Regions from separate parts of the Homo sapiens genome. Here region 2 is linked to region 1. A link is a contact called in ENCODE Hi-C or POLR2A ChIA-PET data. All regions are on one chromosome and are shown on one strand. Each heading gives the region's core, a stretch centred on a gene start or an enhancer-like site at or near the end of the contact. The rest is flanking DNA. Distances are from core to core; before and after follow the strand shown.

The links. A loop is a pair of places that touch in the nucleus more often than their neighbours do. ChIA-PET counts read pairs that join two places held with the same protein, here RNA polymerase II (POLR2A). Pooled maps may share reads with other maps.
Region 2: a loop to region 1 is called in a map of heart left ventricle, with 7 times the contacts of the local background. The contact joins the promoter of IL17RD here to the promoter of SLMAP in region 1. A Hi-C loop is called at or near these places in 4 of 168 maps with a recorded cell type or tissue (PC-9, chondrocyte, gastrocnemius medialis and 1 more), 5 of 37 single-sample maps with no recorded cell type and 16 of 50 pooled maps. POLR2A ChIA-PET finds 5 or more read pairs at or near these places in 3 of 52 experiments (PC-9, WTC11 and activated CD4-positive, alpha-beta T cell).

Annotation. Positions count from the first base shown.
Region 1 is chr3:57,750,879-57,758,276 of GRCh38, forward strand. It overlaps SLMAP (sarcolemma associated protein), which reads left to right and starts at 5,431. Exons shown (of 25, transcript NM_001377540.1): 1 at 5,431-5,464; 2 at 5,670-6,971. The coding sequence starts at 6,774. RefSeq lists enhancers at 706-1,905, 4,537-5,439, 5,029-5,308, 5,339-5,518, 5,440-6,341 and a silencer at 5,889-6,168.
Region 2 is chr3:57,160,432-57,167,244 of GRCh38, forward strand. IL17RD (interleukin 17 receptor D) reads right to left here and starts at 4,922. Exons shown (of 13, transcript NM_017563.5): 1 at 4,730-4,922. The coding sequence starts at 4,855. RefSeq lists silencers at 4,701-5,040, 5,061-5,110.

The DNA of each region.
Region 1 (7,398 bases), core at 4,181-6,680:
CCAGGTTCAAGTGATTCTCCTGCCTCAGCCTCCCAAGTAGCTGGAATTACAGACGTGTGCTACCACACCCGGCTAATTTTTGTATTTTTAGTAGAGACAGGACTTCACCATGTTGGCCAGTCTGGTTTTGAACTCCTGACCTCAGGTGATCCTCCTGCCTTGGCCTTCCAAAGTGCTGGGATTACAGGTGTGAGCCACCATGCCAGGCCAAAATATCATAGTTTTCTTAGAATAAAGTATGTACTTAAAATATATTTTTATGTGCCACACTTGCAGGGAATTATTATATATACATATGTTACAAATCATTTGATGAGCAAAGCCATCGTATATAGAGTCTCTGATATTTTACTTGGTAACTAAGTTATTTGGAAACAAATCCAGATATACCAATAAAAATTCAGAAAGAAAATGCCTCATGGGGTTTTCTGACCCAGCCCTTTTACTCTTAAGCATTTGCTACATTCCAAGTAACATTCTCAAATTAGTTATAAAAAACAAGCAGATACTTCCAGTAATCAAAAGGGGACTTATACAAGAGTGACAAAAAATAGCATAATTTCTTCCCTTCCTCGTCCCCGTGCCCCAATACAGGCCTTTTGCTATTGATATAAATTATTTATCACTTTTAAGAATAAGGCCCTTAGTGTTGACCTTCCCACTTCTAATAAATGTGGTATTTTTAAAAGGGCATGCTTCATGTGGCTTAGAATAGCATCTGGAAGAATACAGCTAACAAATTGTTAACAGTAGCATTAGACTAAGTATTTGTGATGGGGCTAGAGAGGACTTTTACTTTCCTCATTTTTGCTTACCTGAATATATGCAATGAGCATGTGTTTCTTTTATCAATCAAAAAAATCAGTCGGGGCCGGCATGGTGGCTCATGCCTATAATCCCAGCACTATGGGAGGCCGGACAGGAGGATCACTTGAGCCCATGGGTTTGAGACCAGCCTAAGCAACACAGGGGATCCGAGGTATACAGAAAAGAAAAAATTAATAAACAAAAATAAATTAGCTGGGTATGGCGGTGGCACATGCCTGTGGCACATGCCTACTAAGGAGGCTGAGGTGGAAAGATTGGTTGGGCTGGGGAGGTTGAGGCTACAGTGAGCCGTGATTGTGCCATTGCACTCCAGCCTAGGTGACAGAGCAAGATATTGTCAAAAAATAAATAAATAAAAATAAAGATAATTTTTAGAAAGAAAAAACCCCAGCATGTACTTTGGATCTAGCATGGTGACTTATTTTCAGTCACTCAATCGAATATTAAGATTCTTAATGTTTTTCTTAATGTTTGAGCCTGAGCCTTAGTTTCCTTACTTACCTATAAAATAAGGTTAATACTTAATACACAGAGATGTCATGAGGAAAATGCTAACCACATGGTAAATACACAATCATTAAAGTTCCTTCTCTGAGCCTCAATTTCCTTGCCTGTAAAATGTGGAAGCTGGATTTGTTGTCTATGATTCTTTCTGGAGTTATAATATTGTGATTCCCTCCTTTTATATTCACAGAAAAAGGTTGCTAAATGAACTTAATGTCTTCATTTGTCTTCAGGTAGTTACTTTTCTTTTATTTCCTGAATAACCAGGAAGCCACAAACATATGAGCAGTGCCTCTGGAATGTCTGGGCTACTCCACCCTGGGCACCTGGGAAATGACAGGGTATTTCCACTCATTAGAATCTCCCTGATGAAGAGAGCTTTCCTTAGTGGGAAGAGGACCTAACTTCAGTTGTAATAAGCCAGTGTGTGCCACTAAAAATGTTATATACTCTCAATTTTGGGCTTTGAGTACTCCCAGCTTTCTCTTAATTGGTTTGCTTACCTATATTTGCAATCCAGGTACTCTGCTGAAACAGTTATGCAAGTGTTCCATAATTTATTATATACCAAGTGTATGTCATTGGTCAAAGTCCAATTAGATCATTATTAATTAGAAAGGGCTGCTTATTAGTAGAGTTTACAGAGTTGTCTCCTACACATCAGAAATGCTAATAATTGCCCATCTTTGATGGTACTAGGATGATAATTTTACAAGTCTGTCTTTGCTTTTATAAGATTGAAAAGTGGCTTGGATCATAGCAGTGGCAATACTCATCAGACTATAAAAAGGCAGAAACTTAAAAAGGGAGAGAACTACAAAATCAGGAAACATTGCCATTCCCAATTTCTCAAAATATGACATGTTTTTTATTTAATAAAAATTTTGTGTGGATACAGAATCACAGAGAGGAACACCCACATGACTTAGAATTCAAAGTATCTCATGTATGAGATTTCTTAATTTAAGCCTTTTCTGTGCCTGCTGAATACCAGTGGGTGAAGAATGCCTTCAATGCCATTTTGGCATTTCTAGCACCCTGTGTAGCTTGATAGGATTCTTTATCCTGACATGTTATAGTAGTCCCAGCTTTTCTTGTAGAAGAAAGTCCACTCTGCTTAACATTAATTTTAAGAGATATTATAGTAGAACTGAATATAAACAGACTTTTTTTGTTTCCATATGTATGATTAAGTTTCTCTATATACAAACTAGAGATAAAACAACTTGCTCCTTACTATATGTGGAAGGCTGGGGGAATTCTTTCTATGAGCAATAATGATAAATATTAACATTCTGTGAGTGTCTACTATTTCCCAGCCACCATGGTTGGCATTTTGTATTCCATTGTTTTATTTAATCCTAAGAAGACTCTGTAAGGTATTATCTACCTTTTTCCTTCCCCCTTCCCAACCCCTTTTTTTTTTTTTTAAAAAAAAGACTAGTCAAGTGCAGTAGATATATGCTTTTTTTTTTTTCAGATAAGGAAGCTGAAATTTAGGGAAGCTAAATAATTTACCATTTATGGTGCTGGTAAAAGTATGCCATGTCTGATTCCAGCACCTTGACTTTCATTACTTCTCTTTGATCTTCTAGGAGGAAGATGGAAATGTTCTGAAGTCTGGTGCATTGCCTAGAAGTCCTTCAGCAACTGAAACCTCACTTCTGTCACTCTTTCTCCTCGTTTTCCCTTATCTCTTATGCTCTGGTGATACGAACCTACTTGCAATTCCCTTAAAGTCCTGTTCTCTCAAGTCTCTGGACTTTTGTTGGGATTGCTTCTTAGCTTAAAATTTCTTTATCCCAATAGCATCAGACTAGCTGTTCTAATCCTTTCAAGTTTCAGTTTAAACTACTCTGCCATGTTTCCACTACTCTTGACATACTCCATTACAGCAAGGATCTTTCTGTGTCATCACCTAAATCGAGCAACTTGAGGGAGTCTTTTTGTTTCTTCATTATTGTATTTCCAGGACCTTTCAAAATATCTATTTCACAGTATCAATTAAATGTTTATAGAATGAATGTATGAAAGAATGCATAAATGACTTGCTATTCGTGCAAAAAAAACTCATTAGGGATCTGTGGAGGGTCCTATCTTATTTTATTCCTTAACAGCCTAAAAGTTATCAGAAGTGAAAACTTTTCATCCTCTCATAAGAAAGCTTTCCAACATATCCTCATTTTGAATAGCATACCTGGAACACAGTGGTAGCTTGACACATATTTGTTGAATTGATGAAGAGCTTGAAAAACGAATATAACGTCTTTATTATATAATGCCTATTCTTTCCAGACTCACTTTGTGTCCCGCCTACTTTATCCTCTAATAATGAGTAACAGTATGTAATTTTCATTCATGCATCAAATACTTATTTATCCACTATTATGTGCCGGCACATTGGTGCACTGTTTCAAGTAGGCTCCTTCTTTTCCTTGCTATCCGTGTTTGTGGAAATTCATGAAACCATTCAGCGAATACCATATTTATTGTGGTTTTCCTATCTTCCTTCATTCAGTTCAGTTACTTCTCCCAGACCATCCCTGACCCCTTGGGCAGCTAGTGCCTGCCTCTATCTTAGCCCTGATTACATCAATTTCATGTTTGTCACTCCCTACCCTCATTTCTAACCCACAATACCGTTATGATCTCAGAAGGCAGGAATTGAAGTTTGGTTCAGTTATGTGTCCCCAGGGCCCAGCAAAAACCTAGGACACGGCCAAACTGTCTATATAAGTATTGAGATGAATAACTGCTACTTTTTCTTTCTTTCTTTCTTTTTTTTTTTTTTTTTGGAGAGACAGTTTCACTCTTGTTGCCCAGGCTGGACTGCAATGGCGCGATCTTGGCTCACCGCAACCTCCGCCTCCCGGGTTCAAGTGATTCTCCTGCCTCAGCCTCCCAAGTAGCTGGGATTACAGGCATGCGCCACCACGCCCGGCTAATTATGTATTTTTAGTAGAGACGGGGTTTCTCCATGTTGGTCAGGCTGGTCTCAAACTCCCGACCTCAGGTGATCCGCCTGCCTCGGCCCCCCCAAAGTGCTGGGATTACAGGCGTGAGCCACCGCGCCCGGCCTAATTGCTACTCTTTATTGAACAACATGGATTAACATTTTGAAGTCTCACCACATCAAGTGAATTAACTATTATTAACATGTCATCCATGAGAAAAAAGAGGCTTGAAAAAGTTTAGAAACTTGCTTAAGGTCACACAGTGGTGGAGCCTGTTATTGCAGGAATCTGAAGAATGAAGTCACCTTTGATTCTAAATGAGTAAGTCTCCTTCTCACTATTTTTTCTTAAAGTTTTCATTTAGCCCTTGCAAAGTCTTCCTTCTTTAGACCAATGACTCCTCATCTTGATATTGTAAGTGGGGGAAATACCCTCTTTTTTCACTTTGGAAATTATTCAATCTCTCTTTGGAAGAAACATGATTTTAAACTTTCTGGACGCTCCTTCTGTGGAAGAATCCGCGCAGGAGCCCTGGGGGCACATAATAGGTTCAGTGAGAAAGACTGTCATTCGAAATGGAATGCGGGAACTAAGATTTTTTTTTTCCGGGAAGAAAACATAACGAATTTAGCAGAGGGGAGAATGGTCCTTCTGTTAGGTGCACAAATCCTAAGACTTCAGGGAGTTTGGCGGCTCACACTTAAGGTAGCTGCGGGTGACTGTGTTGCCCACAGCTAAGATGGCTGCTAATGACCATCTCCTTTGGCTGGGTCTGTTCTTTTGCTCGCTAGTATTTTCATCGAGAATTAAACAGAATAAAATTTAGTAAAAGTTGGCACCCCCTTGCTAAGTAGATAAAATAAGAAGGTGGCACTGTTTGTTTGAAAAACCTTCTACGGCGCAAATTGTTCTTGCCCTTAACCAAAATGGTCGTTAAGGTTGTCCCGAGGTTTGAAGCTTCCAGCCCTTAACTAAGATGGCGCCTGGAGGCCCGTTAAAAATTACCTTGCCCTTTTTTCTGCCCTCTACCAACACGGCTTCCGTGGCGTCGTTCACGTGACATTCCTGGACTACGGCGCGGGAGAGGGGGTAGGAGGGCCCTTGAAGGGTGCGCGTTCCCGTGGCGGTGCACCGGGTAGGTTTCAGTCAGAGTCACTATGGCGGCCGGCGCTGGCAAGGTAAGCTGAGGCGGTGGTGGCGGCTAGGGAGGTAGGACCCGTCGTGGCGTCCTGGCTCCAAATCCTCGTAGCCTGCTTGCGGAGAGGTCGGCGGAGGTCGTGCCTAGCGGTGTGGGCTGGCGGGGGTCTGGCTGGAGGGGGCGACGGCTGAGGCGGGCGGGCTGAGGCGCCTGACGGCCGTTTGTTTTGATGTTTTCCCCACCAGGTCGGAAAGTTTCCTGCCTCGTCGGGCGCAGCTTGAGCTTGCCCCATCGGCCGCGATCGGTGGAGGCTGCGGCGGATCCAGCCCGGGGCCTCAAGGCCTCTCCCCAACCTCCGGGCCAGTCTCCCTCCCCCACCTTCTCGTCCGCCGGGAGCTGCGGCTGCCGTCCCTGAGATGCGACCCTCGCGGGGGCGACCCTGAGGGGAGGCGGCCCATGTGCTGAGCGGCGGCCCAGAAGCCTAGGCGTCCGGGGACCAACTTCCTGCCGCCTGGGAACTCGAGCCTCCCGGTGTCGCGCCTCGCTCGGTCCGCACCGGCCTGCGGAGCCGGGTCCCCGCCCTGGTCGCGGGGACGCTCGCCAGGTGCCCAGGAGTCCCGACTTGGCCACTGCCCGCGCCCCGCCGGCCTCCACGCCTCGCGCGGAGAACCTCAGCCACCGCCGTCTCGGATCGTGCCAGGCCGGGGACCGCGTCCCCCTTCCCGGGGCGGCCTCCGCTCAGCAGGGGCGATGCAGACTGTCCCGCCGGCCGTCTAGAGCCCCTCCGTCTCCGTCACCTCTCGCCCCTTCACTCCGGGCGAGGACTGGCGGTGGCTGCCCAGAGGTGCCCAGCCACACCTTCCTTCGGCCCAAAAGGACTTTCCTGGCCGCGCCGAACCGACCCTTCATTCATGCTGCAGTGCTGCAACGTTTCCGCCACCAAGGGGGAAAAGCGGCCGCGATCTCAAACCAAACACAAGAATTGGCGTGTGACTCATCTGCTTGGATACCTCCAGTCCCCAAACTGTGTTCCAGGAGTTTTCTTGGCCGAAGCTGCCCGATGTTTGAGCCTTTTCTTCCCAGAGAAGAAGATGGACTGAAAGCTGCCAGTTGGGGACTTTTTGTGATCACGGCGTTGCAGCGTTTTAAAGGAGGTGATGGGGCTTGCGCTGGCTTGTCTTCCCACCCAAGTGAAGAGTTGATGTTCACTGGTTATGCTTAGACAATGTGCAGTTTGTGTTAATTTAAAATTTTGGGTGGGATAGGGGCATAGGCTTGTGAAGGGCAGTCCGGATCCGGAGGAACTCCTCTTTGTCCCTGGTAGGAGAGACACCCCCAGTCTATCCTCGATGCCGTCAGCCTTGGCCATCTTCACTTGCCGCCCGAACTCGCACCCGTTTCAGGAGCGTCATGTCTACCTGGACGAGCCCATCAAAATCGGCCGCTCAGTGGCCCGCTGTCGACCAGCGCAGAATAATGCCACTTTTGATTGCAAAGTGCTATCAAGGAACCACGCTCTCGTCTGGTTTGATCACAAGACGGGCAAGGTAATGTCACCACATTGTCCAGCGGCATTGTTTAACAAACTTTTTTTCCCCTTTTGCCCTCCCTGAGAGGACTAATGTATGCAGGATCCCAGGGTTTGCATCCAGAGGAGGCTTTGCGCAAAGCCACGAATCAACTGTTTGTGTGCCTGGTTCTAGTGGAAATTTGATTGAGGTGGTTGAATGGAAAACAGAGAAGGTATTGTAATTAAAAGCCTCAGGAGGGCTATGGCATCTTGATAACGTGGTCATTCCCAGTGAAATCCCAAACTAGATAGTGAAACTTGGCGTCTTGCTTTTAGTCTGTTTAGAAAGGTGAATTCACAGTTCAGCGCTTTATTAAGCAAGCAGCAGTTCTCGAAGCAATTCGGGGAATCCGTGGCCATTATTATCCCGGGGCTCAAGTGTCTTAGTGGTGAAATGTAGTTAA
Region 2 (6,813 bases), core at 3,672-6,171, 590 kb before region 1:
TGCTACTCCTTCCTGAGACTGTTTTCAGACAAACCCAGCTGTTCTAGGGAGGAACTCAGGGGAAGTGTCAAGTCCTCTTCACTCCAGGCCTCCTCATCTGCCCCAGGCCAGAGGCACCCATCCAAACTAGCTTCTCCCCCGCCCCGCTTCCCTGCTCCTCCCATCCTCACACTCCCCACCCAGCCTGACCCCTTTTATCGGTCAGGGCTCTGAGAAAGTCTTCACATTCTTCTCTAAGGCCAGTGACATAATTTAAAGCCAAACTCTGATTTTAAATGTTTAGAATGTGTGTTCTCCCCTTCTTTGGATTGTGGGACCCCTGTCCCCTAAAACAATAGGTCTCATCCTGGTTACAGCATGCGTATCCTCAAAAGAATTTGTTAAAATGCCAATTCCTGGGCTCCACCTCACTCTCACTCTGATCCCATTAGCTTTCAATCTGCATTTTAACAAGCTCCTGAGGCAATTCTGATACTGGAAGGCCCAGGGTGTCACTTGGAGAAAAAGTTAACTGCTGGTCTCCTGGTCACGGAGCTATATGCCCAAGTTAATAACTAGCACAATGCCCCAGGCACTGCAGGGGCTTGGGGTTGGGTGGATGGCTGAGGTTGGGGAGAGAAGGGAGGGCTGCTCAAGAAAGATGGACATGGGCCAGAAGAGTTCCCAATTAACTAGGCAAAACAGGCTGGAAGAAAGCTTTGCACTGCTTATAAAAACGTCTCTCTAAAAAATGTATCAACCAGGACTGAGTAATTTTTTAACCAAGAATTCTGTAACAGACACAAGAGCATCTGTAACATGGACAACATGGCCATACGATAGGCAGACCAGATGTGGGCTTAGGAGCCATGAGCTGCAAGTGAATGAAAATGCATCCAATTCAGAATCAAATAAACATGTCTGGGCCCACAGCCAAGGATAATTCTTGGATTGGACTTTTATCAGGAACCTAAATTTTAACCAGCTGGAACTTCTCTTTTCCAAGTACCACCCTATTCCTTCCTACCTTTTGTGATGAAGTATTTGCCTTAAATGGGAAACTTGCATTTCATTGTAAAGATGATGCCAGCATCCTGGCTTCCCGAATTCCTGAAGGAGTAGTGTTTTCTTGCAGGGGGAGTAGGAATTATGTTCCAGGGATAATAGACCAGAGAAGGTGGACCCCATTTAGGTAAGGAGGCAAGAAATGTTCCCTCCTCCCCCACTGCAGGAAAAGCCACTAAATACAAACCTGTGGGAGTAGATTCCTAACTCCTTGTTCCATAAAAAGGCTTCTAGACCAGCAAGACAAGGGGAGGGAGAACTTCAGTATGAGTGACTGACACAATTAAAGTTATGAACCAAACTTGCTTCTAGTTGCAAACAAAACCATTCCACTCTAGAAGCAAGAGCCAGTGTAAATGAGGATGGTGTGGTCCCTCTGGAGGTTTTACAAATCATTACTTCTGTGTGAACACAGTATTTATTACTCAAAGAGCAACCTTACCTGGCAAGGACCCTAAGAGAATTTTTTTTAAGTAGTTGAGGAAGTGTGCCCACAACTCATTTCTAAAACACTGACCTGTGTTCAAGATGGTATCAGCCTCTTAATTGCCCCACTAATAATGGGGAGGTTGTGAAACCTGACCACTTAAACCAGGCCAGCCCATGGCTCCTCTGGGAGCAGCCCCGAAGGGTCTGTTAGCAGGGCTGCAGAGGGTTGGCTGGCTGTAGTCACCTTGCAAGTCTTGCAAAAATACACATTCCTGCAAGGGCAAGGGTTCCTGAAACAAATGTTGCCTGGAGATCAAGGGGGTCATTTGCTCAGCTCTGCTCCAGCACCTAAATCCAGTTTCTCAGGACTTGGTGCTGCACCTTGCTGCCCCCTCTCAGGTTCTGAGTATGGCCCAGGCCCACAGAAAGCCTCCTCTGATTTGCATCACATATAGTCGACCCTTATCCTTTTATGTTCCTACAGCCCCACTGTAAGCAACCTTAGAGCTGAGGCCAACATCTATGGACTAAGTACCTCTTATTTGGTAGGGGACCCAAACATGAATCAAATACTCTAGTCACTGTGTACCAGTACTTCCTAGCTGACTCCCTGACAGAGCAACTTCTAGAAGACATGACCTAGGGAGGTGTGGACAGGGACAATTTTTTGCAGAAGTGATGCTAGGGCCGAGAAAGGAAGCTGCAGAGGTGTAAAGGAACACAGGCAGGAACAGCATGTGCAAAGACAATGGACCTTGATGCCCTGATCTTTGCCTCTACTTCTTAAAATCTATCAGGAAATACAGGATTTAGCAGGAAGGCAGCAGGGTCTAATTTGGTTCAGCCAATATTTACAGGGCTCTGACGCCACCAAGATGAGGTTCAGTGCCTGGCTAAAGAAACTAGTCTGAAGACATAGAAGTGAACAAATACTGACAAAGCTGTCTGATGAGACTAAAGTGCAAGGACCTGCATGAGAAGGTAAAGCAAGGGGCATGGCATTCAGGAGGGCTTCCCTGAGGAGGTACCACCTGAACTGAGTCTTAAGATAGGCAAGGAATTCTCAAGGGAGGAAAAGGCATCCTGGGAGGAGGGAAAAGCATGTCTTGGAAGCACAGAGGGCATCCATCCGGAGTTAGGAGCAGGATGAGAAGGGTAGGGGGTGAGGCTGGAAAGGGTGGGAATGCAAAGCATGTGGGGAAACTGGGTCCATGAAATCCACCAAGCAGCAAATCCAGGAGACAAGGAACCATGTATCAGCCTGGATGAGCCTGGAATCTGGAACATGGCCCAGAGGCCTCTACGATCGTCCAGGAGGCGAATGAGGATGACCCAAGGAAACGATTGGTGGGGCCAAGGCAGGAGCAGCTGAGAAAAGTCACCCCCAACTAGGGGCTGTGGTGGAGAAAACGTCAGCATAAGTGTGAGGTGACTGGGACAGAGCCACCATTTTATGAGGGTGCAGGTTTGGGAGAGGAGAACACACTCGCACAGGTAGAAGAAAATCACCAGCCTGGCTCCGTCAGGGCACTACCATACCCCACAGCATGGAAACTTCACGAGTTTTGTACAGTGGCATAAGAAGCCACCTTGGCAACTGCAGCAAAACAGTGAATCGGACTGATTTACCTACGCCATCACATGAACACTCAAAATAAAACGCCTGTGATATTGTAGTCATTCAAAAGCCAATAGGAGTCTAAATCCAAAATTCTAGTAGGATCCTTAAGTCAACACGAGATCCTCCTTGAGGAAACTTGCTAGCTACTAAAATTTTTTTAAACAATAAAACAAGAGCAGTAATGTTTTACTGAAATGGAACACAGTAAGAAAATGTGATGCTTTACTCAACTAGGAAGGAATGACAGAGCCTAATGGGGCGGGGGGGCGGGGGGGGAAGGGGGTGGCGGGGGCGGAGGCAGAGCAGGGGTCATAGCCGTCTCCATAGCTTAGCTACTGAGTCTGAAGACATCCCAGCTGTCTGGCTCACACCTGGTTTTCTGCACCACATTTCTTGGGACTGTGGGGCAAGTGAGCTTGGAGGCACCAGCCTGCGTGCCTAAGGGAGTGTTATGTCCTAGGTTTTGGCTGTGCTGAGGCTGTTTAGAGCCACCCAGAAGAGGCTGAGTCAACGTTCGCCTAAGCAAACCACTCCATACCTATCCCTCAGCCCAGCAATACTAAGGAAATTCTCATTTCATCCCATTTTTCATATGAAGAAATTGAGGCTCATGGCTCCCCAGGAGCAGAGCCAAGGTCATGTCCCTGCTGCCTGAGTGCAAAGCCTACGTTTTCTCCACAAGCTTAAGGCCGTGAGTGCCCTGACGCCGGGCCCACCCGGGCCTCGGTGGGAGACTCGGGGCAGACGGACATCATCTCCAGGTTCTGGGGCCGCCCAAGGCCAGAAGCCCAGGTAGGGAGCAGGGAAGCTGAGAGGGGAATGGCAATCACCCGCGCCCATCGCCCAGACAGTGTCAAAGGAGCGCTCGGTTCCACGAAGACGGCTCAATGCACACGGCGAAAGTCTGGGCACCTCTCCAGTCTCGTCTCAGGCACCTCACCCAGATGACACCCACGCGGCCCTTTGGCGGAAAAATATCCGCAACTCGAAGCAGGGAAGGAGGATATCAGCCGCGAGACCTTCACAAGACGAAGGGCTGAACCGGGAGGCGAAGTTTCTCAGGAGGTCCCGGAGTCAGAGGAGGGGTAGGAGTGGGGTGACGGCCCCAGGCGAGGAGGAACAAAGCTACTAGAAGAGCGGGGCGCATCCCTCCCCGGTGCTCCAAGTCCCCTCTCCGGCCGCCCGGGCCTTAGCAGGGTTGTGGACTGAAAGTCCGGGAGAATACCCCCTTCCCTCTCCAAAGCGCAACCCGGTCCGGGTGGCTCGGGGGATCCCAGCCCGGGACACGCAGCCCTGGGACGAAGGAGGTCCCGGGCCAAGAACAAAGGGTGGGGCGCCCGGCCCAGCCCCGCCGCCCCTCACGCCCGCCCTCTGAATGGGACCCCGGCCGGCGGCCGCACCTCATTAGCAACACAAAGCCGGGGTCGGGCAGCCGCTTTCATCTCGGCCAGGGCCGGAGGACACGCGTCCGGGGAGGGAAACCAGGAGGATGCGCGGGAGGAGTGAGACCCAGGCCGGCCGCGGACCCCGCGAAGAGCAGACAGGTTGGCGCGGGCTCGCCTCCCCGCGAGCACCTGTGCGCGCTGCGTCCCCCGCGAGTTGGCGACGGCAAGAAACCCGCCGCCCTCGCCTTACCCTCCAGCCACAGGTGTCGGCGCCCCGCGCGCGGCCGGACCCGCCAGCGGCCACAGCCAGCTGCGAGCCGTTGAGGCAGGCGTTGACCGTAAAGAAGACGGAGCAGAGCTGCAGCCACGGGGCCATGGCCGTGCGCTCGCCCAGCCAGGCCGTTCTCTGCGCCCCGGCCGCCCGCCGCTGGCCAGCCCCGAGTGGGCGGTGGCCGCGGCGGCCGCGGCGGCAGCGAAGGGGACCGCACTGGGCATGCGTTGCCAGCCCGGGCCCCGCCCCCACCCTCAGTCCTCGTGTGCTGGCCCCGCCCCCACAGCCTGGCCCTCCAGTTGTGGCCCTGCCCCCGTAGACCACGCCCCTCTGGTCACGCCCCCCAAGCCCCCACTGAGACTCTGGCAGCCGCAGTTTCTTCCCCCTCACTTAGTAGATCTTTTTTTAATCCAAAGGATTTGTCCAAGTGATGCTCACTCTATGCAAAACCTGAGGAAAACACAAAGAATGTAATAATAATAATTTTAATAATAATTTAATAAACACCTGCTATGTGCCAGACCCCTTTCTGTATACGCCCAACCACACAAGGAAGTGTATTATTGTTATCCCAGTTTTAGGCGCAGAAAAGTTAGGGGAACGTGACAGAGAAATCCTGGCTCCACATTTACTAGTAGGACTTTGGACAAAAGGCTTGCTGTCTCCACAATACTTCCTCACCACAACCCCCCGTCCCCCTCACCCTCCTGGAAGCTAGAATAAGTATCCTAGTCTGGGGAGAGTTCTGTTGGTTGAAACATAACAAGTGCTCCATAAAGGCTACAATCTATCATTAACTGACTCTCATAAGGTCACACAGCTGTTACCTGCCAGACCTGAGATCCAATCCAGACCTGACTAAAAACAATACTCTCAGCTACTACACTTGTCAAACATAACCTCATGAAGTGGATATTATTTCTGTTTGGAAGAGGAAACTGAGGCTCAGAGAAGTGGAGTAGCCCAAGCTATCCAGAGTTTCACCGCACTCTTCCCAGCGCTTTGCCTTTTATCTGAGCACCTAAACTCTCCCACTTTGTCCCTCTCCACTACCCCCTTCCTCAAGAATACCACCTCCTCTTCCTAAGGGCTTTTTCTACTTCTGACTTTGTCCCCGTGTCCGATACATTTCTCCAGCCTGGATCCAAAGTTATCTTCCAAAAACACAAATCAGACTACTGACTTATCCCAATTAAAACTCTAGGCTGAGTGCAGTGGCCAATCCTAGAGGATCGCTTGAGTTCAGGAGTTAGAGGTAACAGTGAGCTATGATCCTGCCAACCGCACTGAAGCCTGAGTGACACAGTAAGACCCTGTCTCTAAAAACAAACAAACAAACAAACAAACAAACAAACCTACCACCACCACCACCAACAAAAAAAAACAGTAAAATTATGTGTTCTGTGTTTGGAGGAGGATTAATAAAAATAAAATCAATAAATAAAACTGTTCTATGGTGGCTCTTATGCAAAGGCCATTTAGAATAAAATCCATACTGGCTTTCTCTTCCACTCTGTCTTTACCACCTGGCTCCTGCTGCACAGAACTCCCCCCAGCCCCAGCCTTATCTTGGTCTTTTTGCCTCAGGAAACCTTGGAAATTGTCACCTCCGTCCATTCAACAGGGCAGCCTCCTCTATATGACTCTCCTTCCAGGGCCCAGAATCCCCTCCCTCTCCTTCTCTGGCCTGGCCTAAGCTCAGCCACTGCTAACACAGGATTCCTGCACTTTCTCTTGTGGCTTGTGTCTCCACCACCCTGCCCACACGTCCTTGGAGGGCTTAAGTGGAGGAAGAGAACTCTTCTTGGTAATGCTAGCAGAAGTCTTGGGGATTTGCTTGGAAGTAGCTACATCTAGAACCAAGGAGTAGAGCCAGCCTCACCTGAACTTCAGGGGCTGGAAGTGTGAAACAGTGCTTGCCCAAAGGAACACTGACATTATTGCCAGGGAGAGGGAGAATGGGTGCTGGGTTCCCCAAACAACAGCATCCACCTCAAGACCCAGATGCTGGGCAGAATTTTTTTTTTTTTTACCTCACTGCCTGGAATTCAGGAATTCAGCCA